Linked DNA regions of Homo sapiens: region 2 is linked to region 1. The links are chromatin loops, found by intact Hi-C in ENCODE. Cell type or tissue: MCF 10A. All regions are shown on one strand. Each heading gives the region's core, and the rest is flanking DNA. Links, peaks and the distances in the headings are about the cores only. Region 1 overlaps LOC100506207 (a long non-coding RNA gene). Region 2 has its middle 750 kb from the start of HULC.

Evidence for each region. Peaks named below come from ENCODE experiments on the same cell type or tissue, not always from the same donor. Only the 100,000 strongest peaks of a DNase experiment are listed, where the experiment ranks them.
Region 2: a loop joins it to region 1, with 8 times the contacts of the local background. A loop is called at or near these places in 4 of 110 quality-filtered maps.

The regions. Positions count from the first base shown.
Region 1 is chr6:8,698,024-8,714,542 of GRCh38, reverse strand. All of the region lies in intron 3 of LOC100506207 (a long non-coding RNA gene), which reads right to left. Among named protein-coding and RNA genes, the nearest start is that of HULC, 54 kb to the right of the region's middle. In MCF 10A, for the core only: a CTCF peak has its summit at 6,472 (motif pointing left); a DNase peak (open chromatin) is centred at 6,342.
Region 2 is chr6:9,397,319-9,413,837 of GRCh38, reverse strand. No RefSeq gene overlaps it. Among named protein-coding and RNA genes, the nearest start is that of HULC, 750 kb to the right of the region's middle. RefSeq lists an enhancer at 7,821-9,020. In MCF 10A, for the core only: no CTCF peak of the experiment used is centred there; a DNase peak (open chromatin) is centred at 8,267.

The sequences.
Region 1 (16,519 bases), core at 4,500-9,499:
TTCTCAGGAAACATAGAAGTATTGGCCATCCATTCATCATGTAAACACTCTGTTTGTTTTGAATTAAAGAAAAACCTCCCTTGAGTCATTCCTCATAAACAGAAGAGAAGACATTAAAGGAAACTATGAATAATCTGCTTTGGTTTGGAAAGGACATTGACAAAAAGCCAAAGAGCCTTTTTTCCCCATTTAATTGATGTTCAAAGCTGATTTGAAACAGGCCAACTACTTTCAAACATACATGTTAACAGACCAGTACACTCCTCACTTGAATCAAAATAATCCAACTGGTCTGGTCTACCAACTTCTTCTAGACTCACAGAACCTTGTATATCCTATAGCTCTGTATTCTGTTCTATAGAACCCATGGCCCTGCAGCTCTTGTTTGAATATCATGAGTAAACTGAAGCTTATTTTATCCCAAATTAATTTTTTCTATTATTAGTTAAATCAAATTGTCAAACAATTATTTCACATATTAAAACAAAATATAACTCTTACAGCACCCACGCATCGACCCTAAGTAAACTCTCCAGAGATGATTCTTCAAAATAGATCTACTTCTTTTACATGATAGATTTTCAAATATTTGAAGATAAGTCTCCTCTAACTAAATCTCCTCAACATGATGTGTCATTTTAGGCCACATTTGGTGATATTCTCCAGAACCTTCAATATCATATTATTATTTGCTTGTCCAGCAATGATTTGTAAAATAATGTACCAAAAGTGGAACACAATTCTCTAATAGCGGTTTTAATCCTTTAATCCAAGTAATGGTATTTAAAAGAGTAACTGATACTTCATAATCACTCAATACATATTTTCTATTTATTGGTTCTACTAATTTGGCACTAGGTGCTGTTTTAGGTATTGGGGATACAGCAGTAAACACAATAGACAAAAATCTGACTCCTTGCCACTTATGTTTCATTTGTTACTTGACTCACTAGAACATTGGTTGAAGTAGACCCAGAATTATTTGAAAGGTATTGAACTGCACAGGGTTGGAAATTAGAAGGCTAGCACTTGGTTAATATTTTTTAGCGGATGACATCTCATAAACTTGAGATCATTTACATTTCCTGCATCTTAAAGTAGCTGGATGATAAGTGAGGGTTAAACCTCCACTGGCTTTCCATTACCTAGGAAAAGGTAGACATAGCTAGAATAATTTGTAAGGCCCTCCACCATCTAGCTCTGATCTTTTTTCTTTTTTTCTAGATTTAAATCTTGACCTTCTCCTTTTGTTTCCAAATTGTTACCTATTTTTTTTCCAACACCCTGTGTGCAAGCAGACACTACATCCTCGCTGGTCCATCTCCCTAGAATTCCCTTACCCAGTTTCTCCTCCTAGGCAACACCTCATCTTTTCTAATTTGGCTCAAAATCCTAAATTGTCTTCACAATCTTCCTTGATCCATCCCTATTTCCCCCAAAACAGTTCATAGCTTCATCCTCTGATTCTAAAATATTTTATTTATGCCTCTCTTATAATACTGGTCTTCCCAGATCAATAATTCTTTACTTATCTGTCTACAGTAGTGTAATATAAGTTTTTTAAAGGCAGAAGTAATGTCGTAATCAGTGTTGTACATATAGAGTTCGAAAAACATGAGGCCTCTTGTTGTAAGTACACAATAATATTCATGAAAAGATAATTAATGAAACCATTTTGAAAATTATAAAATGATAATATAAATATAAGATTATTTTAATAAATGTTTATATAATTTATTGAGTCTACCATTTGATTATAGACGTCCAACTAACTGATTTTATGTGCATGTATGCAATTGAGAGCATTAATTTAAGAACCAAAATGGAATTGGTAAACAAAATAAAAATGAATTTTATAAGGATCATTAACAATAGTATTACCCTTATCATTACCTCAGTTTAAATAATTCCAATTAAAAAGTACTTCATACATTTCAAAGATTTACTCTAAAGTGCATTGGCAATCCAACCTAAGGATATACTCGTTAATTTTTAAAATAAATTCAAGTATTAATTGCGTATTGCTTATGAGGTCCCCCAAAATAATAAGTATCATTCAAATTAACAATGATAAGAAATAAATACCAAATGACACTCAAATACCTTCAATATATTAAAATAAATATCACCCTTCAGATAAAAGCATTTAAATATGTTAGATATATTTTCATTGATGATATTCTTTATAGCAATAACTCTTCAAACTAAGCAAAAAACATGATCAAACCCCAAAAATGCCAAGAAATGTATTATTTTAGGCTTATAATTCATTTTATCAGTATAAATGATAACAGAAAAAACAAGAATAATTAACAATTCTTAAAGTGTGAAGGTACTGAAAGAATATAGCCTAATAACCACAGTAGTTGAGAAAGAAAAGAGGAGACATTTTTCAGTAAATTCAGGGTAGATCTTGACCACCACTTTTGCCAGGTGCAAACATTACATACTGGTAGTGTGGCACTGAATGTCTTCACCCAAAAGAATCAAGGGCAGAGTTCAATGCCCTGAGCTGCCTTGAAGGCCACTCAGTTCTGTACACTCTGGTCCTGTAATAAATACAAATTGATCATCTGATTTTTGTTGATAATAGAGTGTATACTTCCCCACTGATTTTTGTCTTCACCTTAAGTTCCTTTCTCCCAGGCATGGCCATGGCTTTAGTTCCCAAGCTGATCTGAACTCATACTCTTTCTCATTCATTTCCTCCTGGTAAATGGGCTCTCAAAGTGGTGAGATTCATAGTTTCCTTGTACTCTCATTCCAGACTTCTCTGAAGGCAGATAACCGATTCCTAGATTTCCCTCTGTCAGGGAACAAAGACATCATGCTGCTGCCTCCTTATATCATTTGAAAGAGAAAGCTAATGCCAGAAAGGTACAAATGAAGTTTGAGGGCAACCTCTATAATGTATTTGTGACTGGTCCCTATACACATGGATCTGCTCTGCTTTAAGGCCACATAACAAAAAACAAAAACTCTAAGAAGCTATTAACAGAATAGCATTTTTGGCTGGGCACAGTGGTTCACGCCTGTAATCCCAGCACTTGGGGAGACTGAGGTGGGTGGATCACTTGAGCCTAGGAGTTCAAGACCACCCTGGGCAACATAGGGAAATCCCGTCTCTACCAAAAATACAAAAATTAGCAGTGTGTGGTGGCATGAGCCTGTAGTCCCAGCTACTCAGGAGGCTGCGGCAGGAGAACAGCTTGAGCCTGAGAGGTCAAAGCTGCAGTGAACCATGGTCACACCACTGTACTCCAACCTGAGCCAGACAGTGAGACCCTGCCTCAAAAATAAATAAATAAATAAATAAATAAATAAATAATATATATGGCATTTTCAAAGCTTAAAAATGTGAATTTATCTTAGCAAAGAGAAAAGCCTAAACTTGTTTAGAATAAAACACTAATGTTATACTTTAGCAAACGGGACCACTAGAGCTCAGTTAAATTTCCTTTGAGTTGATTGTTTTAGAAGCTTAAAATTAGGCATAGACTAGACTTATAACAGTGTGACAGTTAATATTGTAAACTTGACTGGACCAAGGGTGCCAAGATATTTGGTTGAACATTACTCTAAGTGTGTCTGTGAAAGCATTTTTGGATGAGATTAATGTTTTAATCAGGAGACCAAGTAAACCAGATTGTTGCCCTCCTTAATGTGGGTGGGCCTGAACCAATCAGTTGAAGGCCAGAATAAAACAAAAAGGCCAACTTTCCTGCTAGTAAGAGGAACTGCTCCTGCCTGACTGCCATGAGCTGGTACATCAGTCTTTTCCTGCCTTCAGATTCAAACTGAAACATTGGCTCCTCCTGGGTCTCAGGCTGGACGATCTTCAGACTGGAGCTACAACATTCGCTCTCCTGGGTCTCCTGCTTGCTGGCTGCAGATTTTGGGATGTCTGAGCCTCCACAATCATATGAGCCAATTCCTTGTAATGAATAAATGAATGATTAAATAAACAAATAAATAAATAAATACTATTGGTTCTGTTTATCTGGAGAATCCTGACTAATGCAAGCAGTGTTACCAATCTTTACTTAACCTTTCTAGCCATTCGTTTCCTCATCTGTAAAATAAGAGGCGTTGCTTAACTCTGAGCTTCTTTCAAACATCATGTAGTTTTCTAATTCTGTAAATGCCAAGTCAAATGATCCTTTTTATCTCTGGCTTTTATGGGATGAGAGCTTACCTTATGCCCCACACTGGACTGGTGGGTGTTACATGTATCTGCTTATCTCATCTCACAACAAGCTGGGGTGTTATTATTTCTTATTATTATAGGTGAGGACACAGAGACATTCAGTAAATTTCCCAAGATCTCAAAACCTGGAAGAGCCTGGGAAAGAACGCAGACTTATCGCCTTAGTAAAGTTAATTAAACAAACAAACAAACAAAAAATGAAATGAAAAAACAACTTGAGGAAAATATAAGAAAGTGAAAAGTAGTGGAGTTGGGAAGTAACTTCTTGATACTTAACCATAATTCACTAGGTCAATCACTCTCAACTTACTTTTCCTCCAGATTAACTTAGGTACTTCTCTCTCAAAAGAAGGTTCCAGTTTTAGGATGGTTATGACCGTTTTGTTGCTGTTGTCGTTTTCTGTCACCCAGGCTGGAGTGCAATGGCGCGATCTCAGCTCATTGCAACCTCCGCCTCCCGGTTTCAAGCCATTCTCCTGCCTCAGCCTCCTGAGTAGCTGGGATTACAGGTACCTGCCACCATGCCAGGCTTATTTTTGTATTTTTAGTAGAGATGGGGTTTCACCATGTTGGCCAGGCTGGTCTTGAACTCCTGACCTCAAGTGATCCACCCACCTCAGCCTCCCAAAGTGCTGGGATTACAAACGTGAGCCACCACGCCTGGCCCATGACCATTTTTATGCCCACTCTACCCCTTCAAGCTTTGACCCCAATCTCACTTGATAAACAGAAATTCTGCCTGTTAAAAAGAAGAGGTGAATGTGACTTCTGGCAATACTTTATTCTCATGCTTCTATTTCTCTTGTCCTGAAAATGTGTCTCCACACCTGGTTAACCAAAGCACTGTTTTAAGTAATGAATGAAAATATATGGGCATGTGAATGCGCATACACAGTATGTGTGTGGAGGCTTGTGTAACATTCTATTCTTCTCCTCTGAAGCATATTGATGAAAATGAGTGTTTTTACAGGTAGTCTTAAATTTTCCTGCACTTAATTGTGTACACAGTATATTTTGAGCAGACTTATCTACTTAATTTTGTTTGACTTAGAGTATTACTAGTGTTCACTATCCTCTTGAATTATTTCGGGAAGTGGAGAGAAAGTAATTTTGTTTGAAAATATGCCTGCACTCATCAACATATATGTAATAATAATGGCTAATATTTGTTGTATAGCAAACTGTATTATAATGGCAATATTTATGGTATAACAGGCTCTATGAAGCAAGTACTTTTATTATCCTCATTCTACAGTTGGGAAAACAAGATCTTATGGAGGGTTAAGTAATGTATATTATATCACATAAAAGCTGAGATTTAGCTAGTCTAGAAATTATACCTAAATTAAGGGAATGTAGTTTTCAGATAGGTTCAAGAAGCAGAATAATTACTAACTTTAGGATACACTCATTATGGACCCTATTCTGATTCTTCAGTGACTGCATGCGCAGCAAGGATCCTCTAACCTCTTCTCTATGAAATAGAATATTGTGTAAAACAAATGTTTTATGCTACTTCTTCTGTGCTTAAAATACACCTGCGTGTTATAAGGTGTTCTAGAGGGATCCAGGTTTACCAGGTAACTGTAGATACCAAATCCTGCCACTGTCAAGAGTCTTTAATAGAAGAGACACCCAAACCTGCTTCAACACTGCCCTATTTTCCATGATTTCTTAAAGATTCTAAATAGAATCCATCATTTGATAAGCCATGGGGAATAGTGTACTTTCAGATTGAGCAATTCTCCCATGAATAATCTAATTTGCTTTTCAGTTTGGAAACTCCCTCACTCACTGCTTCAGACTTTTAAGGGGTTTAGGATAGAAAGGAAAGGAAAGATTAAGTAAATACCTGAAGCAGCAACAACATTTTGGATATATCAAAGCTTCTACTTATTAGATTTAAACACAATGAATTTCCCAGAAAGGCAAAGAGGAGTGGCTCTAACTATGCCAGGGGGAACAGGAGTGCCAAGAGACCTGAGTGGCAGTTTGCTTGGCTCTGTGACAATGATTTTGCTCAAATGCTCCCCACCTTGCTTCCGAGCAGTGCAACAGCCTCGGTTCAAACAAAGCACTTACACAGCCTCACCTGTGGGTTGCCAACACCTCGCAGGGTGGAATCCTGGCTGTCAGACAAAACTCCGACTGAAAGTTCATTTCATAAATGCTTCCAAGTCAAAAAGCCATTTTTACTGGGCTGGTTTCAAGCATATCGCTGCCAAGACTTAAATTTCCCATCTCACACTGCCATCTACTGTCTAAGGTCCAGTGCTCTTAAAAAAAAGAAGAAGGAATGATACACCAAGCTTTCCAGGAGTCCAGGGCATTATTCGTGGATGCTCTTTTCAGAGTCCCTCTTGAACGGTAATCAAGTCTGATTGCTTTTATGTTCACCAATAACGCTATACTTCAGAGTCATATGAAATGCATGTGGACCAAAACCACATGCATTTGTGTGTGTGAACTCATGTGAGAAAAAAAAAATATAGTCTGTTTTAAAAGAATTGGAACCACCATTAGTTAGTATCCAGGGGAAATAGACCCAAGAGATCATGATTGAGAGTCATTGCCTCATTGTTTTAATTGTAGAAAAACAAAGCTGTCTCGAACTGACTGGACTTCATTGACATTAATGTGGTCTCATCCTACTAGACCTTGGCAGCTAACAAGAATCTTGAGAAATGAACAGTCAGGACTAGACAATGTCAGGATGCCCATCCAAGTCCAAGGGCGCCTTCAATCATCGCAGAACACTGATCCACTGCGGGCCTTGCATGTGCATTTCCTCCTTCCACCACTGATCATTTCCCCAAGACCAGGCTCTTTCACTTTTAGATAAATTGGCCCAAAACCCAGTGCTTCACTCTCTCCTTCATAGAGGGAGGGAATTCCCAGTCATCACTGCCACAAAAAATAAGCATTTTTCTGATATAACTGTATTTATCATTTATCATGCACCATCAATTAGTTGTTGTTTTGTTTTTTAAAGGGGCAATGGGAAGTCATAAACAAGTCTTGTATTAGAACTCCAAAGAGCTAGTCTTCATCATGACTTTGGCACTTAGCATAAGGATGCATGACCTTGGATAAGGCACTTGATGTCTGCAAACCTCAGCCTCTGTTTCTCTATTTGAAAATGGGGATAATAATTATTTCCCTTCCTGCCTTATAGGTTGAAAGAAAATAATTTAAGTAAGCTATACAACTTGAAATTTGCTAAGAGGATATATCTTAAGTATTCTCACCACCTCCTCATCGAAAAAAGAAAAAGGAAGAAAGAAAGAAAACTATCTGAGGTAATGGATATATTATGAGCTTTATTGTGGTGATTATACATATATCCATCAAATCATGAAATTGCACACCTCAAATATTTAGTTTTTAGTTGTCAAATAAGTCAATAAAATTTAAAAACTTACCAAAAAAGCTACACAGAAGTGAATGATCATTAATATTAACACTGTAACTTAACTCTGCATGCATATTTTTCCATTTAATTTAAGTGTCACTTCCAGTTGCACCTAGAATCTAAAGCTGTATCTTTCATGCAGCTGAAACATTTGTTGAATGACAGACTGATAGATTGATAGTCTCTGGAATTTCCTAGGAAATTCCACCTATCTACACGGAAGCACTTAAGTTCTCCAGAGAGCATTTACATTAATTGTCCAACTTTAAATAACATCCTGATAAATAGAAAAGAGCTCACACAGGGCAAAGCGAGATGTTTTTAATTGAAGTCCTTGTGGTACTTTTACTATTTTAATTTTCAAAAAGCATTTGCACTGCTATCAAATGTGTTTTTGAGAAGGTATACAAAATAGAACAAACTATAAGATAAATTTATTTGCTTTAAGTTGGAAAATAGCAAAACTTTCCTCGCTGAAAAACCACAACTGAGCAATAAGGGAAAAGTCAGAATTTCCAGAGAAGTAAAACTAAGACTTTTAGGCCACCCATTACAAAGCAAACCATTTTTAAAACCTTAAAAATAGCTCATTAATATATTTGTAAAAGAACACCACATACTAACAAACAAAAATAATTGTGTGCTTGGGTGCGGGGTGTGTGTGTGTGTGTGTGTGTGTGTGTGTAAGTATATGTAGGTTCCGAATATTTCAGGAAATAAGGATCTATGTTGATGTATGTAGATTCATTTCTTTCCATTTTGATTATAGTCACATATTTTCAAGATACTATGCATTAAAGTTAGAGTCAACAGCCATGAGATTGACAGAGCAAAAGAATGGCCTTTAATATGTTCAAACTGATGTCTCTGACTTAACACCACCATGCTTCTTGCTGAAAATATGTACTAAATTCATTCCTATTGCTTTCCCTTTAAACTAGTGAATTCTACTTTCCTTACCATTAATTAAGTCTATATACCATATAATTTAAGTAAGTTCATCTATGAGACTTTGGAGACACAAAATAGAGGAAAACCACAGGAAGCCAGCAGGAGGTCAGAACAATGCTTAGAGGATTATTCTGGCACAGGCTTTCCCTAAAGGGGTCAGCTAGTGATCTAAGAAGGCACCACTCTGAGCTTTGCAGATGCGAGACTGAATCCTGCACCTCAGAACTACAACTGGGTTAGTTTTTACTCTGGACTTGGTAGTACTTTCAGATGGAGGAAATCTGCCTTGGGGAAGAGGGTAGAGCAGTGTCTGTACCAGGCGTCTCTCACATTACAGTGTGGGCCTTGGACTCCCAGGGAGGCTTGTTAAAACATAGGTTGCTGGAGTCTCTGCCCAGTAGGCCTGGGGAGGGGCCTAGTATTTGTATTTCAAGCAGCTTCCCAGGTGGTTTTTTCCCAGGCTGATTTTCTTATATTTCTCTGTCTTCTTTTTTAAAGAAAAGGGAATCTGTCTTTTATTTCTAAGGCACCACTACATGGCCTAATGTTCACTGGCACATACTAGGAGCTCAATAAAAGTTTGTAGAATAAATGAATGTTTAAGTAAATTTAAATGCATAAAAATATAAATGAATGATGTAATCAACTAAAGTTCTATGTATGCTGGAAAAATAAATATAGATGTATACTGGAGGAAGTTCCAAACATCTTTTGAGTACCTACTATGTGTCAGGTGCTGTGCTAAAGAGCTAGTTATATGACAGTAAAAAAAAAAAAAAATAGATTCCATTTGGATCATCATTTAGTTTGTAGTCAAGTGGAGAAGATATACAGCTATGCATCACTTAGCAACAGGGGTATGTTCTGAAAAATGTGTCCTTAGGGAATTCTGTCATTGTGGGAGCATCATAGAGTATATTTACACAAGCCCAGACGGTATAGCCTACTACATACCTAGGCTATGTGATAGAGTCGGTTGCTCTTGAGTTACGAATCTGAACAGCGTGTTACTGTGCTGAATACTGTAGACAATTGTAACACAAGGGTAAGAATTTGTGTATTTAAACATAGAAAAGGTGTAGTGAAAATCTATACCTTTCGTACTTATAAAAGATTTTTATATGGTACATCTGTATAGAACACTTCCCATGAATGGAGCTTACAGGACGGGAAATGGCTCTGGTAAGTCAGTGTGTGAGTGGTGAGTGAACGTGAAGGTCTAGGACCTTACTGCACGCTACTGTAGACTTTATAAACACTGTACATTTAGGCTACACTAAGTTTATTTTTAAATATTTTTATTTCCTCAATAATAAATTAACCTTAGCTTACTGTAGCCTTTTTGTGCACTTTTTAATTTTTTAAACTTTTAGACTCCTTTGTAATAATACTTAGCTTCCCACACAAATGCATTGTATAGCTTTACAAAAAAATATTTTCTCTTTATATCTTTATTCCATAAACTTTTTTCTAATTTTAATTAAATTTTTCTTTTTACTTCTTAAATATTTTTGTTAGTTAAAAATGAAGACAAATACACACATCAGCCTAGGCCTACACAGGGTCAGGATCATCAAGATCTCAGTCACCGCATGCTCTCACTCATAAGTGGGAGTTAAACAGTGAAAACACACGGACACAGGGAGGGGAACATCACACCCCGAGGCCTGTTAGGGGGTGGGAGCCAAGAGGAGGGAGAGCATTAGGACAAATACCTAATGCATGCGGGGCCTAAAACCTAGATGACGGGTTGATAGGCGCAGCAAACCACCATGACACACGTATACCTATGCAACAAGCCTACATGTTGCACATGTATCCCAGAACTTAAAGTAAAAGAAAAAAGAAAAAACAAAAAGATGCCACTAGGCAGTAGGAAATTTTCATGTATCCAGGAACTTAAAGTAAAAAAAAAAAAAAAAAAAAAAGATGTCACTAGGCAATAGGAATTTTTCAACTTCATTATAATGTTATGCAACCACTGTCATACCTGCAGTCCATCATTGACTAAAACATTGTCATGTAGTGCACAATTGTACATTAAAGACATAATTACCAATGTCTAAAATAGATTGTGACGGAGGAGCACACGGTGCATGGAAACTCAGGCATGCTGCAGTGGTATGGGCAACTGTGGAAAATTTCTTTGAGCTCTGAACAGTAAGTGAGAATTATCCAGATTTAAATTGTAAAGATGTGAATATGAAAATGAAAATTCACTTTTACATGAAATATTTGAATATATCATATAAATCACGTTGATAGTGCATTTGGACCCTGCAGCAAGAAGACCGCCTGTTCTTTCAAATGTTTTCAGGCCAACAAATATCAGTGGTCTATAAGAACTCTGGATTTTTGTTGGTTTTATAAAAATTAAAACATAGAAGAAATCCAAGTTTTTAGTGAGTGACTATAAAGAGAAAAGGAACAACAGTGAAAAGAGTAGTAACATGTTTGTTGTAACTGGCATTTATCATCTCAAATATTATTAAAGCATGGATTACCTCAATTGCCCTAATTATATGTTCAGAATGAGCTATATCTCTTGTTAAGAGTATCAGAGTAAAATAAAAGCATAATGAGTTTAATTCTATCATCACTTTGGCTCTTGCTGGGTATAACTTAAAAGTTTATTTAGAACTGAGAAAATGCTACTTCCAGGGAACATTTTTCAGAAAAAAAAAGATATAATAAAAGTAATCACGTGACAGTCCTCCATAAAAAGAACTTCACTTATTGTAAAAAGAAAATTTTAAGCTAACATTGGCTTACATTTTTTAAATCATGCAATTCACACAAATTTATTCTCTGGACAGCTGGATGTTCCATTGTTTCCAAATGAAAATAGTAGATTGTTTGCACCTGGTTAACTTAAAGGCCATTAAAAATAAGAAAAATATAAATTTGGAATTTTAAAATAACTATATGTATTTCTGCTTTTATATCTTCTCAGAATTTTAGCGATATTCCCATAACCCACTGTATAAAAATAAATTAAAATATTTTAAGACTTCTCTGTGGAATTACATGAACAGGAATAAATTTCAGACTCCAATTACTTGAAGGAGCAATCATCGAACACCTGTTGGAACATGGCACGTGGTTATCCACTGGGTGATTGCGGTAGCATTTAGGTTGCAGCCAAAAGTACACAAATACATAGAAAGTAAGAAAGAGCATGATGTACTCAAGAAATTAGTATGGCCTCAAAACAAGGTTGATGTGGGTAGGAAGTGGTTGTTGACTGAGGAAAATAACCTGGAGAGGGAAGTAAAGACCAGATCACAAGGCATGTTATAAGTCATGTATCCTAGCTTGTGTTTTCCCAAGAGTGAAATACAAGACAGGCCTTGGATACAGGTCATTTATTTAAGAGTTAATTTCAGAATGCACAAGCAAGGAAGAGGTAAAAGAGAGATAAGGAAAGAAGATAAAACAAAACAAAACAAAAAACAGTGTGTTATTGAGCTGGTCATGATTATTGGCAATGGGTCTCAACCCTACATGCCTACATGGCATCCCTCTGAGGTACCAAGTGTAGTCATGGCCTCCAGTGGCCTCAAGGGTCTAAGAAGAATCCCAGTGAAGGCTGGGAGGCTGGGGTGGTGGGAGAGACTGAAACATCTATCCATTGATGCCATCCTCCATTGTATGAGAGTTGCCCCAGGGGAGCCACATTGAGCGATGAGCAGCTCCACGATGTAGAGAAAGCCCTGATGTAGAGACAAAGAAAAATCATTTAACTCACATAGGAAGCCAGTGGCTTCTGAGAAACTGCCCCTAACCTCAGACATGCTGATGGACACAAATTATACGGGGCTAGATTGTGCATTCATAATGTCTCCCACCTCATGTGACTGTTTACATGTTACTGGTTTTAAGCAATGAAGGGACACAATCAGATTGCGATTTGGCAAGTTTAATCTAACTGTAGTGAAGCAAAGAGATTGAAGCTGAGCATAAGAAACAATGACCAGGCCGGGCACGGTGGCTCACACCTGTAATCCCAGCACTTTGGGAGGCCGAGGTGGGAGGATCATCTGAGGTCAGGAGTTCAAGGCCAGCCTGGTCAACATGGTGAAACCCTGTCTCTAGTAAAATGCAAAAAAATTAGCTGGGCATGGTGGCGGGTACCTGTAATCCCAGCTACTCAGGATGCTGAGGCAGGAGAATCGCTTCAACCCAAGAAGTGGAGGTTGCAGAGAGCCGAGATTGCGCCATTGCACTCCAGCCTGGGCAATAGAGCAAGACTCCATCTCAAAAAAACAAAAAAAAAAAAAAAAAAGAAAAGAAAAAAAAGAAACAATGACCAGTTGGAAAAACAAATACATAAAAATGATTCTAGACAGGAAGAAGTAGAGGGATTCATGTGCGATTTTGGAAGCAGAATGGACTGAAGGTAAGAAGTACATTACGGGGATGATGGATAAGGACAAGTTAAGGATGACCCTGAGCTTTCTGACTTCTACAATGGAGGACAGTGATTCCATTCAGAAATAGGACAAGGGATCAACTGGGTTTCCAAAGTACAGCAACAAGAAGATACATCCATTCTTCATGTCATTTAGTGATTCAACGATAATGTTTTGAGGACCTGCTGATCTAGGAACTAGAGATTCAGCAGTGAAAAATATAGACAATATCCATACTCTCCAGAGTTTATATCCATTTGGAATAAAAACAAAGCAAGCAAATAAAAAGATAAATAAATACAACAATTTCAGATATGGACAAGTGATATAAAGATCATAAAAGAGGAGGATGAGATAAAGTGTAATGAGAGTGGGTTGAGCTCCTTTGGAATGAGTGTTCAGGAGAGACCTCATGAAGAGGCGATATCTGAACCAAGGTCGGAGTAACACAAAGGAATCACAGGAATAACTAGGAGAAAACTATTCCAGGCAGAGGGAAGAGTGGGGGCCAAGGGTAGGATGAAAGCTGGCACACCCAAGGAGCAGAAGGAGACCATATGGGTGAAGTTTAGTGAAACCAGGTGAGCCTGGCATGAGGTGAGAGCAAGAAGGAACCACAGGGGCAGATCATGACAGGACTAGAGACCAGGAAAAGGAGACTGGATTTTTATTTCTAGCATTAAAAAAATCATTGGTGGTTTTCAAGCAGGGAGATAATGCAATTAGATTTCTGTTTCTTAAAGGTCACTCTGGATGTTTTGGGGAGAATGGATTTTTAGACAGGCAAGAGGAGACACCTGGGAGATTGATTAATAATGAGAACTAGCTCTAACATCGCTAAGACACTGCTCTAAGTGCACTGCAAGGGTTAATTTATTTAATCCACACAGCAACTCTACAAGGTATATATTATTTTTACTCCCTTCTACAGATGAGAACATACATGTTTCATAACTTGCCCACTGTCAGGAGGTAGCCTGGCTCCAACCCTGTGCTCTTACAAACTATGAATCTTACCATCAGATATGAGGCACAGTGCTTGTCCAGGCCGAAGGTGATAGAGTGGGTTGAGTGACTAGAGATTGAAACCAAAGTCAATTCAGGGAAAACTGTGATAGGCTGAGGTCCAATCCAATATGAGGTTCATCTCACAAACACCTAATGTCTTCTTTATTCCTCTTATGCATGGGTTGGTACACTTTATTGACTTTTGGACAGATTATTAAACTGGAAGAAATTTTCTGGATTTGAATTATTTAGTTAGGTAAAAAAGTAAAACATTCAAAATTATCTTTAACAGTTTTCAGCATTGACAAAATCCCCATAGTTCTGTAGGTGGAGAAGACAGAAACATTAATTGAACATGGTCAATATTCTTAAGAAGTTGGTACTAGCGAAAGGGATGGTAATGCAAACAAATTTATTATGGTGAGTGACCCGGCAAATAAATGTTTAATAACTGGCACTTGGGAGTGAGGGAACCCTTTATTTGTAGAGTTTGCCAATTTGTGTGATTTCAAGCTGCTGATGGTACCTTAACTGACTCAAAGAATTCCAGAAAATTTAATATTCGGTTCTCTTGAACCAAGGCAAACTAGCTCCAGTACTTACAGTACAGTGTGAAGAATGTGGAAGAAAGGTGTTCAACAGAGGATCTAGGACCCCAGAAAGAATCCTGACTGATTATGCCCAAGAAAATCATGCAACACTTCAATGAGGCAATGGCATTTGAACACGGTCTTTAAGAAGGGAGGAGGAAAACTGTCAGTTTATGTATAGTCTATGGCAGCTCCAGTTTACATATTGTCCGTAGAAGATTTCTACTACAATGGTAACATCATGTAGTTATAATAAAGACTACAGGGACCACAAAGCCTAAAATATGTGATTCTTTCCAGAAAAAGTTGCCAACCCTTGCAGTAATCAATGACAACAAAAATCAATTAAACCCTTAATAGAGAAATGTCTTTGACTTTCAACACACTAATACAACTTCTTCCATCCCACTCTCTGCTGATGAGCTTGCTTGAGATTTTACTGAGACACTGAAGCAGTCAGAGCACAGTATCCTTGCTTTTCCTCCTGCTACCATAGGCAAATGATCATCGTGCCTATCTAGAGCCAACCTTTTCATTTGTATGCTACAGACCCACCCCTCAGGCTCACCTAAGGTCACTGGTCCAAGTATCCAAGCCTCTCTCTTCCCTGCATCATCGGGTTTTTCCTCTCCACTGAATCATTCTGATTAATGTACAAACATGCCATTATTCTCATTTATTATTATTACTATTATTATTATTGTAAATAACATTTGACATGAGATCTACCATCTTAAATTTTTAAGTGTATAATACATTATTTTTTACTGTAGTTACAATGTTGTACAGTGGATCTCTAGAGAGATTATTCATCTTGCTTGACTGAAACTAATACCGATTGATTCATAATTTTCCATTTTCTGTTCCCCACAACAATCACCTTGCTACTCTTTGATTCTATAAATTTGACTATTTTAAACACCTCATCTAAACGGCATCATGCAGTATTTGTCTTCCTGTGACTGACTTATTTCACTTAGCATAATGTCCTCAAGGTTCATCCAAGTTGTCACATTTTGCAGGATTTCCTTCCCTTTTTAAGGTTCAATGTATTCAATTGCATGTGTATACCACATTTTCTTTACCCATCCATTTGTCAACAGACATTTAGATTGTTTCCACATCTTGGTTATTGTGAATAATGCTGCAATGAACATACGAGTGCTTATATCTCTTTGACATTCTGACTTCAATTATTTTGGATAAATACCCAGAAGTGGAATTTCTGGATCATATGGTAGTTCTATTTTTTATTTTCTGATAAACCGCCATACTATTCATTCCTATCAACAGTGTGCAAGTGTTTCAATTTCTCCACATCCTTGCCAACACTTGTTTTTTGGTTTTACTTTTGATTCTAGTTATCCTAAGAGGTGTGAGTAGATAACTCATTGTGGTTTTGATTTACATTTCCCTAATTATTAGTGACATTAAGAATTTTTATATACCTATTGGCTATTTTATGTATTCTGGAAGCATCACAATTCCTGATGTTAAAATTCATTACAAACCTATATCATTAATGAAAATGATATAGTACTGGCATAATGACAGACTTGTAGACCAACAGAACAAAACAGAATATCCAGAAAGAAAATCACGAATATATGGACAACTGGTCTTCTAAAAGGGTGCTGAGAATATAAAATGGGGAAAATCTCTTTAAAAAAGGGTGTTGGGAAAACTGGATATCAATATGCAAAAGAATGAAATTGGACTTCTGTCTTACACCATATACAAAAATCAACTCAAAATGGGTTAAAAGCTTTAAACGTAAGACTATACATATTCTCAAAAAACATAGAATGGTCATGATATTTCTCTTGACAATAATTTCATGGATATACCACCACAGCACAGACAGCAAATATAATAATAAACCAGTTGAACTTAGGTCAAACTAAAAAGCTTCTGTACGGTGAAAGAAACAATCAACAGA
Region 2 (16,519 bases), core at 5,710-10,709, 700 kb before region 1:
TTGCAATCAATGAGTAATACAAACTTTATATCTAAATGCAGAAAAAACACTTTATATTATTTTATTGTAGTTCTCAAATTAGAAACACTTTGCAGTATAAATAAGATGGTTCATACTCAGGTATCATTATCAAAATATGTGAAGAGATTTCCTAAAATGCAGCTGAACAATGCATCATCCCTGGGTCATAATTTTACTTAAATTAATAATCAGTCATGGCTTCAGTAGTTTTTAATTGTATTTTTCTGGTGAAGAACAGAAAAACTACCTGTTCCATAATTGTAACAACTTCTAAATAGATAGTTCAATTTTAAAATGCATATTGGCATATGAAACATGACACTCTCCAATTGTAAGGAGCTACTAACACTCTTCTCCCACCATCTGAAATCACAGCTACAATTCTGTGTCATTTGTACTTGAGAAATGCTAAGGAAATTTGTGAATTCCCATTAAACTCATTCTCTTATTCTATGGGAAGGAAAATAACTTCAGCTTCAATATTATATTTTGTAATTTGATATATGCTTTAGAGGAGAACATAATTCAGATCATTTCACTGTGTAGCTATACTTTTGGAACGACTGAAATATAGAGTCAATGATCTTAAAACATGCAAATAAGTAAAGAGGGAAACGACTGGCTGGTTGCTCTTAACCCATTCACATTCTGCCCAAAGAACACTAGGGGGCAGCGGAGTGGGCTGGTGAGGAGTGCATGGTGTACTCAATGTATACCTATGGGTGGGAGGAGGTGTAGAAAGAAAAAATGGAGTATTTCAGAAAGAATGCAGAATTATTTTTCTATACTCCTCGATTTTTTAAAAACTCCCTCGTAAATTCTGAGGGCCACCATGAACCATGAATTCCAGCAGAGGAAATTTTAGCAACACAAGCTGAGGAAAGATCAATTGCAAGCAAGGCAAAAGTGTACATTGATCAAGTGTCAAGTGAGATAATACAGTTTAAGAACGACAAACTTACCTCTACCATTTCACACTTCAAATTATCTTTATAAATCCCTAAATTAAAGGAGAAAAACTACATGCATTTACAAGTTACTTCACATGCAACATCCATGGGTGCCAATTACTCTCTTGTTGTCTCTTTCTAATATTATTTTAAAAGGAAATTCTGGCAGATTCTTAATTCTTTCAGTACGCAGTGGTACTGACATTTGGATGATTGACATTGTAAGGAAATCCGTTTGTAGTCATAGACTTGTGATAAACGTCTTAAGATCATTGCACAATGCAGTTACTTTGCTGGACAAACCTTTCAAAACACAGGATCCAAGAAAGAAAATATATTAATAAATAGGATCGCTGAAGTAAAGGAACACGTTTCTAACATTGAGTCACAAGGCCTTTACTAATAATAGAGGAACAATTAGGGGCAATAATCGGGTCAGCTGTTTCTCACTTTTTCTTCTTCTATTGCTTCCCATTCATTCATTCAATACATATTTCTTTGTTGTGCTAGTCAGAGGTATGTGTGGATAAATATAACAGACATGGTTCCTGTGATTTTGGGGATTGTGGTCATTTAGAAATTATAGTTTCTGAGGCTAAAATTTTCATTCATGAGAGGAGATATAATTTAGAGATTAACACCTTTCCTATTACAAAAATCACAGTACATAATCATTCCTCTCCTCATTGGTAACAACTGTACATGAATGCTTCAAACGTTTCTATTTTTTTTAAAAAAAGAGGAGGTGTTAGGAAGAATGAATGTAAGAGAAAGTGGTAACTTATTGTTTCTCCAGAAAGTAAGGAAATGCTAAAAAATCATGTTAATGAGCATATTAAAAGGACAGTGTTGCCAACTTGAAAGAGCCCTGTCTTAGTCCATTGTGTCACTATAACATAACACCACAGCCTGGGTCATTTATAAAGAAATTGATTTCTCATAGTTCTGGAACTGAGAAGTCCAAGGTCCAGACACCAGCAGGTTTCCTTGTGTGATGAGACCAGTTGGTCTGTTTCCAAGATGGCATCCTCCAGAGAAGAGGAAAGCTGTGTTCTCACGTGGCAGAAGGGCTGGAAAGGTAAAAGGGACCAAACGTCCTCATCAAGCCGTTTTACAATAGTGTTAATCAATTCATAAGGGTGGGGCCCTTCTGGCCTAAACCAGGGGTCCCTAACCCATGGAGTGCAAACTAGTACCAGTGTGTGGCTTGTTAGGAACCGGGCCACACAGCAGGAGGTGAGTGGTGAGCAAGTGAGCATTACTGCCTGAGCTCTGCCTCCTGTAAGATTGGGGCAGCATTAGATTCTCATAGGAGCATGAACTCTATGTGCTCCTTATGAGAATCTAAGGCATGATGATCTGAGGTGGGATACTTTCATCTAGAAACAATCCCCCCTCTCCCCTCCCCCCTCTCTTCTTGGCCATCTGTGGAAAAATTGTCTTCCACAAAACCAGTCAGACTGGTCCCTGGTGCCAAAAAGTTTTGGGACCACTGGCCTAAACATTTCCCCAAAGGCCCCACCTTTCAACATTGTTGCATCAGGGGTTAAGTTTCAACACATGAATTTTGGGGGACACATTCAGAGGATGGCAAGCCTCAGCTGTCCCAGTCAAATCTGAGATAATTTGAACATCAAAATAATTATCAGAGAAGCGGATTATAACTCATTATATAAGAATTTATATGAATATAAATCAATAAATACATCAATAGAGAAAAGGAGAACATCTCTTTCCTCAAGTAGAACACTGACATAAATATGCAAACATGAGGTTAGAAAATCATCAATAAAAAGTAAAACTCATGGTGCAAATTTGTTAAGGAACAAGATGTTTACATAGGCTCACAGTATCTCTCAGTAACTTACTTATTAATAACAGGGAATATTAACTTTACAATATAAAGACCTAAGTTGATCCCACATTAATTCAGTCTCCAAATATTACATCACTAATATTTGGATTAACTGACAGCATGCACTTTCTAATAAAATGAGATAAAAAGAAAACATGTTTGATGTATTTCTACTAAAAATGCATAATCTGAATTCAATTATGACAAAACATCAGACAAACCTAATCTGAGTAGCATTCTACAAAATAAAAAAAACAAAGACAGAGGAAGTATTTCAGATTAAAGTTGATTAAAGAGATATTGCTAAACTAAATGCATAATCGTGGCCTTGATCTTGAACTAGTAAAAAAAATGTAGCTATAAAGGACATTATTGAGATGATTGATAAAACCTAAATATGAATGGTACATTAGATAATGGTATTTTATTATTGTTAAATTTCCTGATAATGATAACTGTACTGTGGTTATGTGAGAAAATATTCTTTGTTCTTAGCATATGCAGACTGAAGTATTTAGGGGTAAAGGGACATGATATCTTTAACTTGCTTTCAAATAGTTGAGAAATATGTTTTATCTATCTATCTACCTATCTATGTTTTTATCCAGGGAGACAGTATGAGAGAGAACAGTAAAGCAAGTGGTAAGGCAAAGTGTAAATAAATCGTGAATGGTAATAGTGAATGGTGAAGAGTACATGAGAGTTCCTTTTCTTATTCTTGCAAGTTTTCTGCAAGTTTGAAATTATATCAAAACAGAAAGCTTTATAAAAAAGGAAATAGGTATGAGAATTCTTTGAATAATAAATACATACTTGTAATTTGAAAGTTAGATACAACAGAGAATTTTCTAGGAAGATAGGTAAATAAATATAAATGATCATGGAAATGCAGAGCAACAAAATAGATGGGCCCAGGTGGGTTTTTAAATACTCTTTGTATGTATCAGAATTTCAAGAAATAGATAATCCATAACTTATGCACACTGTTCCAGAGGGCAGAAAAAGAAGAGCTTAGAAACCCCTAAGGTACAAGCCTAGAATAGCCTCAATATTAAACTGAGCCAAGGACCACATAAGAAATGGAGACATTTATTAATTTATTGTATAACCGTAGGTAAAAGAAACACCAACAAAGATAAAATAATTATCAAGTGAATCTGGAGTATGAGAAATGTTCTAGCTCTTGATCTCAGTCTCGGTGGTTCATGGATATATGCGTACATAAAAATGAATTGAGCAGTACACAAGATGTGTGCAATTTACATGCCTACCTGTAAGCAATGTTGCAACTCAATAAAAATGTTTTTAACTGTTCATGTGGCTGGGGGGAATGGTATAATACCCTTGCTTGTGCAATCACTTAATTAAAAAAAACTCTTTCATGATGTTTTAATATGTATTATCTTGTTTTAGATGTTCCATAGGATTCCAAAAGCTTTTATCCTATCCCCTAGCTTATTCCTGTAAAAATCCATTTAATCTTTGCTCACAAGCACTAAATAATCTAAATATACAATCCTAATTGCAGATGTTGAAAGATTGTGAGTAAAAAAATCAACACCATGAAAGATGTTTTTTTTTAACTTACTCAAATGGCATTTTTGGTTTCCCCAAACTTTATTTTCTCTTAGCATTCTCAGTCTTTTATAACTGGCTGTATGGCGTGGCAGTCTTCCAATACACTCAAAAAGCTTGGAGGAGCCATCCAATGTATATTAATCCTCTGTGAAAACAAATAACTTGAGTGCTCGCTCTCTTGCAGCCTCAGCCATTAATGTTGGTGGATGGTTTTGATGGTATAATCTGTGTGTTGCCAACACAAAAGTCTGTTACCTTCTCCTCAGTGCCAATCTTATCTTTATTCCTGTAAATTGATGAAGGAATTTACTCCACTTATTGATGGAGGAATATTACAAAACAACAAATAGTATCTCTGCTTGATTCATACACCAAGACTCTGGGAAAGATCTGGTAACACCAAAGAAAATCTTCATGGTTGGAATGAAGCAAATAAAATGTAGCCAAACAAAGAAAAAAACCAAGAGCCCATTGCTTTCCAGCATTACATCTACTATGATGTATTCTCTGAAAGCCGCCCAAGTATAACTATTTATTTTAACTAAAGTAATCAAGATGAATGTCAGCAGTTATGACACACACTGTTTGCTAAAGAACACATAGAACAATTGCTCAGGGCAAGCTTCATTAAGAAATCAGATAAAATTAGTAAAACTGATTATATTTCAAAACTCAGCAGCAGCTAAAATTGCCATTCAGGAGCTTCCAATTAACACAATTGGTCTTGTTCACAATCAGCTATTGTAATCTCATTAGCTTATTATATTTTAATCATTGTGACATCAGCACAGCAAAACTTATTTTATTTTGCATGGCTAAAGATTGGCTAAATTGGGTGTGTGGCCTACCCAGTCCTAGATGCAAACAGGCCTTTGCAACTTGGCATCTAGCCCATTCTTTGGGGAAATTATCCTGATCAAGAGGCAAATGCACATAGATTTCCCCCTACTCTAGTAGTGAGAAGGCATTTTGGAAACAGTCATCTGATTTAGCATCTAATGATCGGGCTATCAATTATTGAGTCAGCTGACACTGACACTGACTGAAATCATTTTGTAGTAGCATTTGGAGAATTGACAGTTTATGCAGGAAAGAGACAGAGAGAGATTGAAGAGCAAAGAAAAAGGGTGGAAGGGTGGTAGAATTCTCTGCGTACCTGTGTTTAACTACTGTACCTCTTTGTTTGACTACCTTGTTTTATTAACTATGTTCTGAAGATACTGGTCATTGCAGAAATAGAATCTTTTTGTCTTTTAGGTAAGAATAGTCGCATGTACCTAGAAAACTGGTGTTTCGTTGATATCAAGTATTGCCTGCTGCAATGAGATTATGTTCTATTGATGGGAACTGGGGTGTAACAGCCATCTACAGAAAGCAATAGGTTGCCCTATTTTCCGGCTGAAAATGCTGCGTGTTTTATGAACTGCCTCTATCTTGCACACCAGGGATGTTTCTGTAGCTAAAGCCATAATAGGATTTTCCTAAATGATACGAAAATACAAATATTCTGACCAACCAGCTTGCAGAGGTTGCTTATTCTCCAGCAAGTTTTAATACTGCATTTTTTTTGCCTCCATCTTTCAAGAACATTTTTGATTTCACTTTTCTGTTATGAGTGCTTTCTATAAAGGCATCACTGATCACTAATTGTATTCTGCGAAAAGGAAAACAACAGAGGCAGTGCGCCAATATACGTGCAAATCCTTGTTCTTGGCAGGACCCTGTATAACTGGAAAGATATGAAGAGGTAAATATTCCTAGATGTGCACACTGGGAAATTCAGAAAGCCTTCCGTGGTCTCAAAACCCTGCTATGCTTTTTTGAGTAGTTGAGACTAATTCAATCTTTAAAAAGCAGCCACTCAGCTCCTGATATTTTAATGTCCATAAATAAATAAATGAGAAAAAGTGCCCTTATAAATCCCAGGAGAGAAAGTTAAATGAAAATGGAAGATGGAGTCCTTCTGTGACTATCATATTACCATACCTAAGCACTAAAAAGGTGAACGTTCATCATTATTAAAATCATTCAATTTGTGTCTTTAATTATAACTTTTGGGGGCATGAATGGCTCCAGAGAAATTAGTCTTCTATTTGCTCCATGAAAGAATTTAATAAGTAATACATTGTGTTAACTGATTTTTAAAAATCCATTTAATTTTTCCCTGAATTCTATTTTAGGATGATGAGTTCTGATATCATAGAAATTTTTGTCCAGTATCTCTTGCTTAGACAGTCACACATTTTTGTTTCTTAAAACACAAGGTCCTGGACTTTGGATATTTACGATTTAACTTATAAATTGCTTGTCAGTTTTTCATAATTTGAGCCATAGCCTACTTAGCCATGTATTAACCAGCCGCAGTCTCAGATTCCCTTTATGAAAATCCACTCAAATTGTGTGAATGATGGTCCCAGGTTGCCTTCAAGCCATTGTCTTCATTTCCAATGGTGACACTTGCATATTTAGAGCTGCTCAGGTTGTACAATCAATAAATCTCATCTCCCCTGTCGATGACTGATTTGCAGATTGATCCCCATGTGATATGGGATCAGCATGGGCTTCATGACAAAAAGAACTTCTCATAATCCTTCATGTCTATTCTGATGACAATAGATAATTACGTTGAATTCTCACGTGCAACAACACTTACAAACCACTTTTCAGAATGTGGTTTTGTAAGTAAATCCTGAAATTCCTTAACGAAATGCAAATGGGGAGCAGGATTTGAAGATTCAGCATCATTTTACAATTTCGAATAAAGAAGTATTTTTGTAGGGAGATGATAAGTGTACATATCAGTATATGTGTACATATATACACATTTATATCTACATTTAGAGAAAGTTAAATATGCAATATATAACTTTCTATATTTACACACATATGCACACACACATATATACATGTTATTTAGTGATCATTTGCTACATATAAAAACATTGACTTTGAATACTTAGAATAAAAAATATTATTATTATCATTACCTACCATTAATTCAGTGCTTTTGGTGGGTAAAATCTATTCAGTTCAACACCTACGTTTTATTTCTAAGCATTATGTTTGGTGCATGGCATTGCAGACTTTATAAAAGTACCACAGGCAGATAATTTAAAAATCATATTATAATATTTTCAGTTGTTTTGTTACTCTTCATTGATGTTGCTGCAGATAACTTTCTTTAAATCATGTCTTACATGGGTAATCCTATCTAAAACTGATGAAAGCAAAGTTTCCACATTTGAAGAGAGGTCAGACTCAGAATTCCATTTACTTCTCTCTGTCATTGTCACATGCTATGGAGCCTGAACGAAATGAACAACTCAGCACAGTTTGAAAATCACCGTAATACCATCAACTTAATGATGACGCTATCATGATGACGTTTAAAGACGCTGAAAGAGAACAGGAAAATAAGATATTTAGTCTAAACAAAGGTTTCCATGGACACTGCCCAGTGGAGATGATTATCTCATTGGAGTGGGAGTGGGAGTTAACCTGAAGCGTAAATGGAGGTTTTTATCGAAGGCCAACAGAACAATAGGAGGAAAGGTATGGAAGGATGAAACACATGGGGGCAGGAAATGATCAGAGCATTAAACAGGTGATGGAAGGTAGCAAAACATGAAAGAAGAGGGGGTTAATTTGGGATCAAGGATGGTATTGAACACAATACTAAATAATTAAACTGTAGCCTGTAGGAATGGGTGCTATGATGAATATTTTTAGGCAGCGATACGGCTGCAACGCGGAGAATTAATTTAATGGGGTTAAGAGAAGACAGGTGAGCTGGATGCTTCCGTGCATATCAGAAGCTCTGAGGTCTGCATCCCTCCCTTAAAATCCCTAAGGTATGAGTCATTAAGCCACTCCTGCTGGGTTTAGTGACTAAGAAAGAGTCAGTAAACCTCTCCAAGTGCGGACATCCAGAAATAGCTCATTTGTTTATTCATTCAATTAAAATCCAATTATTCTTTTGTTCATTAAAGGAACATTTACCTAGTAGCCATGATGCACCATTTTGGTAGTCTCTGGGTCATGGACCATTGCAAGGTTTAATCTGAACAGCAGGGTACCTTTTTATCATACGGATTAATATTACCGGATACTTTTTAATAATTTCTGGCCACTGCGTGCAGAAGGTTGTAAGTGGGGTAGGCAGCCCTGGAAGTTTCTTTAGGTTGAATCCTGTTGCACCTCCAGGAACCACGTGAAAGGACTCTAGCATTCGCTCACTCCCCAGTTTTCTTTGAATGGACAGTGCTGACCACTTCTGGCACCTCCTCCCCTCTCTTATTCTCCCAGCGTTTGACATTAGTGCTCATTTTACTGTTTTCATCTTTTATGCCGAGGTTTCTCAACCACTACTAGCATTTGAGGCTGAATAATTGTTGGGCTGGGGCTGTTCTGTGCGTTGCAGGATGCTTGGCAGCATCCCTAGCTTCTACTCATTAGATGCCAGGAATCCACTCCTCCCCATCAGTCCCCCAGTCGCGGCAATCAAAAACAATCCCAGACATTGCCAAATGTTCCCTGGAGGAGAGAAAGGAACCACCTCTGATTAAGGACAGTGATATTTCCTATAAAACACGATTCAAGGTTTTCCTCCACTTACATGACCTAAGGTCATTGTAGGTAAACACCTATTCTCATTCATTGTAACTTTTATCTATCTACCTCCCAGGAGGAGCACACGCTAGCCACAAGTAGGATTTGTGCATAATCCCTTTACAACACATACACTGCCATGGCTATGAAAGTCCTTTTAAAAAATCATTTCATTGGAAACCAGAGAAGAGTGAGCTAGTCTCTTGAATCAAATCACATAATGTGGCTATATTCTTGTAACTAGTATGTGGCTGACCTTGAACCGCCCCATAAGTGAATCAAGATGCTGTAGTTTGCCATGTGTCAACGAGTTGTTATCATCAGTAAACAGGACGACAGCATGTCTGAGACTCTACAGATTATGGAAGAGCTCTTTTTTTTTTTTTTTTTTTTTGTCCTTTGTTAACAAACCCAAAGTTAGGCAAATGCTAAGCTCTCAAAGTATAGAGCATTTTAATAATTTGCTTTGGCAGTTGGGGCCATCATTCCATTTCAAAAATCTACCTCTGCTCGGCTTGGCAGGGTTATTTGGACTCCGGGATGTGTGCTAATATCTGCAGGAGGAAGCAGAGATACTAATAAGGACTCGCCTTGATTCCCCTTCCTTTCATCTCCCACAACTAAAACTATGTATTTTTTTCCTCGGGAAAACAAAATTAATTTTGAGTTTTTCAAAAATCTTGGCATGTACAATAATACAACAGAACCCCAATTTTGGCACTGCTGTGATTGCATTCCCTAGTTAAGCACCCTAGATATCAATACTTAATGGTATTCTCTAAGCTCAGCCAGTGAAGAAAATAGGGTTGTTATCTATCAAAGCACATTTTAGTTTCTGACAAGTAAAAAGCAGCATGGGGAATGCAGGAAGGCTGAAATGAAAGCCTAAAAGAAAACTCATATAACATCTGGTGTCCTTTATCCCCTGATGGCCTTTCATAGGATGATATGATGAGCTCGTTCTGATTTAAGACCTGATGATTTGGTTTGAGAAAACAGGAGGAGGGGGCTAGATGCAGCCAGGCTGGCAGCAAATTGGGATACAAAAATCTGCTCAAATAATTGGAAACACGACAGATTTTTTTTTTTGTAACTGATGCCAGTGGCATCTTAGTTTATCCATCTCTCTCAGTTGAATTTGTAAAGTGCATTATCTTATTGGTTTTAAAGTTTCCATCTCACTTATTTGCAGACGGAAATGTGAGCAAATCAGTCATGATGGATTGCCTAATTTTCTGGGCTGAATAAACCAGTTTTATGAGATTGTTGATTCCTAGATTATTAGTTAACAGAAACATTGATCAAGTTTTAACCTAAAAAAAAAAAAAAAAGCTTATCAGACTATTGCATTTAAACTGTTTCCTTATCGTTACATTTCCTTATTTTTACAATACTTATAGTATTGATAATGAATACGCTCATTAAAAAATTTAGAGAGCGTCTCATAGAGGGTTTTTCCTTTGCTTTTTGTATTTTCAATCCAAATGCTAAAACTGGGCTGAGCCACAGATGTCAGAAGATTAGTAATTACTCTGCCAGAAATCATCTCTGATCAAAAAGCCAGAGGAGGCCAGGCGCAGTGGCTCACGCCTGTAATCCCAGCACTTTGGGAGGCCGAGGTGGGCAGATCACCTGAGGTCAGGAGTTTGAGACCAGCCTGACCAACATGGCGAAACCCCATCTCTACTAAAAATACAAAAATTAGCCAGGTGTGGTGTCACGTGCCTCTAATCCCAGCTACTCAGTAGGCTGAGGCAGGAGAATCGCTTGAACCCAGGGGGCGGAGGTTGCAGTGAGCCGAGATCGTGCCATCGCACTCCAGCCTGGGCAACAAGAGCGAAACTCTATCTCAAAAAAAAAAAAAAAAAAAAAGGAAGGAAGAAAGAAAAAAAAAAAGCCAGAGGGAGGGGCGGAGAAAAACCATTCCCTACCTAGAAAATATAGGTCCAATTTAATCCGTTGCAGATTTCTTACTGCTTCACTTACAAAAGCTGGGAAATAAGGAAAACCAAATACTATAGAGCCATATTTTTTAAATTAAATGAATCATTTAAGGTTCATTGGCTGTGGAAGTATATGTGGTAATTAACAAGGAGAAGAATTTTTATTTGTTAATCAGAACCTTTTGACAAGGGGTTGCCTGCATGGATGCTCCAAATTTTAATGTTCCAATAAAAGCAATAAGGATCCAATAAAAATCCACCCCTTTATCATGTTTTTCTTCAAATTTGAAGTACAATCACAAAAATAAAATCATTTTGTGCTTTGTTATTTTAAAACTAAGAGTTGTAATAACCATGCCATGGGGGCTTGGGAGTGATTAACATAAATTCAGGCATCATCTTGTGAGTTTTTTTCTTTCTTTCTTTTATTTTCTGTCCGACCTTTTTTATGGTTGCGTCTTAGTGAATATAAACTTTTCCTAGTTAGAATTGCAAGTGAAAGAAGTAGTTTCTTTGCAAAAGGAAAGAAGGGAGTTAAAAACTTTTATGCAAGTAGACTTTACTGTGAAATGTTATCTTTTGTTAGTTCAAAGGTTCCCAAAGATATAAATTCTTCAGAACTGCCCTGAGGTGCTAGGGATGTAAATTGAATACTTTACAATTTGTAGACTGTTCCTGCAGTAATGTGTATCTCCTCTGTGAGTGAGTGTTTGGGGATTTTTCAATTACTGGAGTCTGAAAACTCAGAGATTCTTTAGGGCAGAAAAAAGGCTCTTCTCAAAGTTGAGTCACTGATGTTCAAATTAGCTGCCAAAAGCACTATAATGATCTGTGTTCCAGATTTTGCTAAACAGGGAAAAATGGCCCATTTTTGTCAGGGGGAAAATAACCTCCTCTAAACGCATCCATGAATAACTGCAGGATGGGTTATGCGATAGTTTGAAAGTGAAATGTATTGTTGATATGTGCTGTATATAATAGACTGATGTTGTTTCTAAAAGACTCAAATGAGCTTCTTCATATTTTTTTTAGGATGGTAGCTTAAGTATGGCCTTTAGGCTTACTGTTAACAGATTTTTACAAAATAATAAATGAATACAATGATAAAATGATATATGTGCATTTAAAATTAGGCATATTTCAGAATTCCATATAATGCAGCAAGCTCAAAATAAAGGAGTGACTAACTGAAAATTATAATTTTTAAATTTTCATCTCATTCTGCCAACTTTTTCTTAAAATGTGTGTCTTGCTCCCATCCCCAAATTAATGCAATTTACTGGATTATATTTCCAATTTCTTCTTATGGAAGAGCTGCTAAGCACTAGTGAAATAATACTAAAGAGTTAGCTTGGAGGAAAAGTCACCAAAAAATGAACAAAAGAAATAGCTTAACACTGGTACCTTCCAGCCCACTGGATCATAATGAATTGTAAGCAAAGGCAGTCTGAATTAGAGAAACATCTATTATGAGATTTTTAACCAGACAAAAATCTGTTACCAAGTAGTCATCTTCTTTTTTTTCTAAATGGGTTATCTATTTCAATTAATATATCTAAAAGGATTTATTGTTGTGCAATTTTAAATTCAAATACATGGTTCCATATTGTTTAAGCAGCTTGTTCTCTTAACTAGGTCAGCTATTCTTATGTTGTCATTTCATGCAAACTGTTTTTGAAAGAAAAAAACAACCACAAATAAAGCATTCTTTAAGTGATAGATCTATACCTTTGTTCCTGTCAGATTCTCAGTAAAACAATCATACTGAGAAGATTGAGTTTTATTCTACCAGAAAGGAAGAGATAATTTTTTTAAGGTTTCATGAACACACAACCTCATAGAACGTTTGATTTAATGGTTATTTTCTGACTCTGCTTTTTAAGGAGTAAGAGATAAAAGGTAAGAAATAAAAAGACAAAGCTAAAATGCAATTAGGTTCAACTCTGAGAACTTATTAAGTCAGAGAGGTGAATTAAAACTTTTCCATTTCTAGTTACTAAACATTTACTGAGAAACTACTATGCTTGAGGCAATAAACTACATGGGAGAGATATAAACCTAAAAATTGATCTTTGGCTGTTTAACCCCAAGGATTTTACTATGAATAAAATATGCTATACAGAACTAAGAAACAAATAAAGCAATTGATGCTGAAAAAACAAACAAAAAATAATGTAGTCTTGGGAACTCGGCAAGGCTTCTCAAGGAGGAAGGGATGCGCAGGTTGCCCATTGATGAAGAATAAGAAGGCAAAAAAGAACGCAAGGGTAGAGTCCTCAGGATAGAAAGACTGGCATAAACAAAGGCATGGAGGTGTGAAATTGCACAATGTTTGTAGGGAACTACTACATTTCAGTTACCCAGAGGACAGACTACAAGTTGAAGAGTTGAAAGAAGCAAGGTTGCAGGAACAGGCAAGGCCGGGCATGGAGAAGATGTTTTATGCCATGCTAAACTCTCAAATTTTCATTGCTTGCATATTTACGGCCTCAGTAAGTTTCTGATATACATCTTAGTCAGAAGAGTAAGGTTCTTGCAGTAGCCCAGGGTCATGATTTGATGAGATATTACCGTTTTATAGTAAATTAGTAGATGAGATTGATTTTGTTTTAATTTGGTTGGATTGGCATTTTTTAACAATCACTATAGCTTTCTAAGTGCATTCAAAGTTTTGAAAGCCAGTTGAACAAAAGTCGGCTTGCCAAAAGGCTATTTACTGAATATGTGATAAACCAAATGACCAGTTCGCCAACAGCCAATTCATCAGTTTACTGAGTGAGTCATTTTATTGAACTTTCCACATATGTTCAAGGATATGAAGAAGAAAACACGCATGGACCTGAGCGTTCCATAAACACAGTACTCTTTGAAATGAATATTCCAAGAAAAAGTAGTGCTGAAAGTAAACACTTGAGAAATTGAAGGAAAAAAAATGCCTCCACATGTCAAATTGTCTTGGGGCCAAAAAACATTATTAAACCATACATGCATTTCTCATATTGACCAATAGTCATGTAAATTTTGTAGACTGTTCTGTGGACAGAATTTGGCCTAATATTTTATTATAATTTGACAACTCTGGCTTTCCATTTAATGATGAAAAGTTCAAAGAACAAAATAAAAGAGATAGGTAGTTTCTACCACACACAAAAGAAATATTTTAAAAATTTTAACTTTTTTGAATACAAAATGATCATGGTGGACTTTTAATTGATGAAAAATTATTAAAATCAATTTTCACTTTGCTAACTGATCCGTTACATCTATACATCAACACAATTCACTTTAGAAAATTATTCATAAGGAATATATGTATCATTTGTAATACGACTATATATGCACAATAAAATCACAGTGGTGAACCAGTAATTCATTTACTGCGTTCGTAAAACACCTTCTTAGCATATTTCTTATGTCAAGGGCACCCTATGTTGTTCCGAAGTTATTTTAGAATTTTTAAAACCACAAAACATTTCCCATCCTCTGAGATTTGGTCTGCAGTGGGTAGACCATCCCCGGCCTGTCAACACATCGCGCCAGGCCAAGCCAGAGTCTGGGTAGGCCGGTGGCAGATGCGCGGGGCTGCCCGCTTTCCTGGAAATGCCGGCGTCTTTCTCCGCTGTTGGTCGCCTGACTACAAAGATGACACAAGCAGCGGTGGCACTCGTGCTTCCTGGCAAGGCTCCCATTTCTTGGCTTCAGTCTCTGCTCACACGCAGCCGGCCCCGGTCACTCCGCACAGTTTTTCAATGTAACCAACAGGCCGCGGCTCACCTTGAGCTCATTAGCGCACGCAGGCGACTTTCCAGCCGCGCGGCAAATGGAGCCCCAGCGTCCTCGGAGGGAAGGAGGAGGAGAGGCGGAGAAGGATGGGAGCCGGCAGAGGAACCGCAAGGCCCGGGTGCTCAAGGCCTTGTAGTGCGGGTGGGGGTTCTCTCCGCCCCGCCCGCTGCCACGGCCCTGCTCTCCGCCAGTTCTCAGCCTCCCCACCCATCCCAGGGCGCGCCCCCACCCTGCGCTCGCTGGGCACCCTGCCTCCCAGTGAAGTCAGCAGTAGGCAATGACAGGGAAAGAGCTTATCTATCTGTGAGGAAAGAAGCCACGTTGATGGTTCCCTAGTGGATGTAATTGTGCTCATTACTGCCCATTTACATTTCATCACTCGATTATCACAAATGCCTCATTACTGTTGAAAAGGGTTTGCTGGTGAACTCCTTGCTGACTATTCATCCCTCAGCTCGGATGTCACCAGGCAGGCTGATTGGAAAAGGAGGAGGGCGAGGAGGAGCCGAAGAGGGGCGAAGGTGAAAAAGGTCTTCTATCCGATTTGATTAAAGGCCGTGATTTAAATCGATATTTAATAAAGTGGCTGCTACCACATAACACGGGCAATTCCCCATGCAGTCAGCATGGTGATTAGAGGCCCCTCACTGCCTGCTACATAACTCAATTGGGTTTTGTGCACTGGTCTGGCACCTGTGTCCCTCAGAACTGCGCCTCCAATGTAATAGGTTTATGAGCCGATGAACAGAGGTGATAGGTTCTAAATGGATTAACTAGGTGTCTGCAGTCTGGTGATGAATACATCAGGCAAAAAAAAAAAAGTCTGCATAAGCAGGAGAGTGATAGGAAGTGTTGACAGACACTGTGTGTGTCACGAGCCCCACAGGGTAAACACTGGCTCGGTGCCTGTCATTCAAGTGCTTTCTCAGAGTAATGGGTGAAGATATCAGGCCCGGCTGCTTAACAAGCCTGCAGGTGCCAGGGCACCAAGGCCTGCTGCTGAAAAAGGCTTCCACAGGGCACGCCTCACCCACCAGCTACAGCCAGCTTAAGAATATGCCTCTGAGATGATATTCTTTTCTGTCTCAAAATAGATTGGAATTCCTGGGCTAACTGATTTGTGCTACCTGCCTGGAGCATGGTGTTAAGAAAGAGTCTGAGGTTATATCCAGATTCAGTGGGAAAACATTAAATAGCACTAAAGTGCTGTGGACACAGCAGAGAGGAGTGAGTGGGGTATGATTTCTGCATAGTTGTCATCCCTTCACCCTCATTAGATGCCTGTAATAGCAAGATTCGTGTATCCCATGGTTTCAATATAATAATGCAAATACTCATATACATGCATAGTTGAAAGGGACTCAAATTCAAATCCAATTTAATAATCCTTCTCAGGTGTTCATAAACAAGAGTATGGTATAGTTGAGTTTTATCAGAAATTTCCGGTACTCCTAAACTTTTTGAAATAAGACCAAAATAACGCATTTTTAAGATGGGATATGGCTGGTATAAATTACATTGCAACCTTCCTACCCCAGAATTAGCAAGCTATAAATTAGGGAAACAGTGCCATTCTTGAAAAAAAAAGGGGGTGGGGAATCTGACCTAAAGTTATCATGTAAAAAGCAATTATTTATGTTGAGAGTTTAATAATTAATGATTCAGTAAATGCAGTCGAAACATACATTGACATACACAGCAGTGAATGGTCGTGACTTTTGTAGAGTTTTAGGGAGAAAATCCTGAAAAAAGAATCAACTTTCTCTCATTTGGTGAAACTA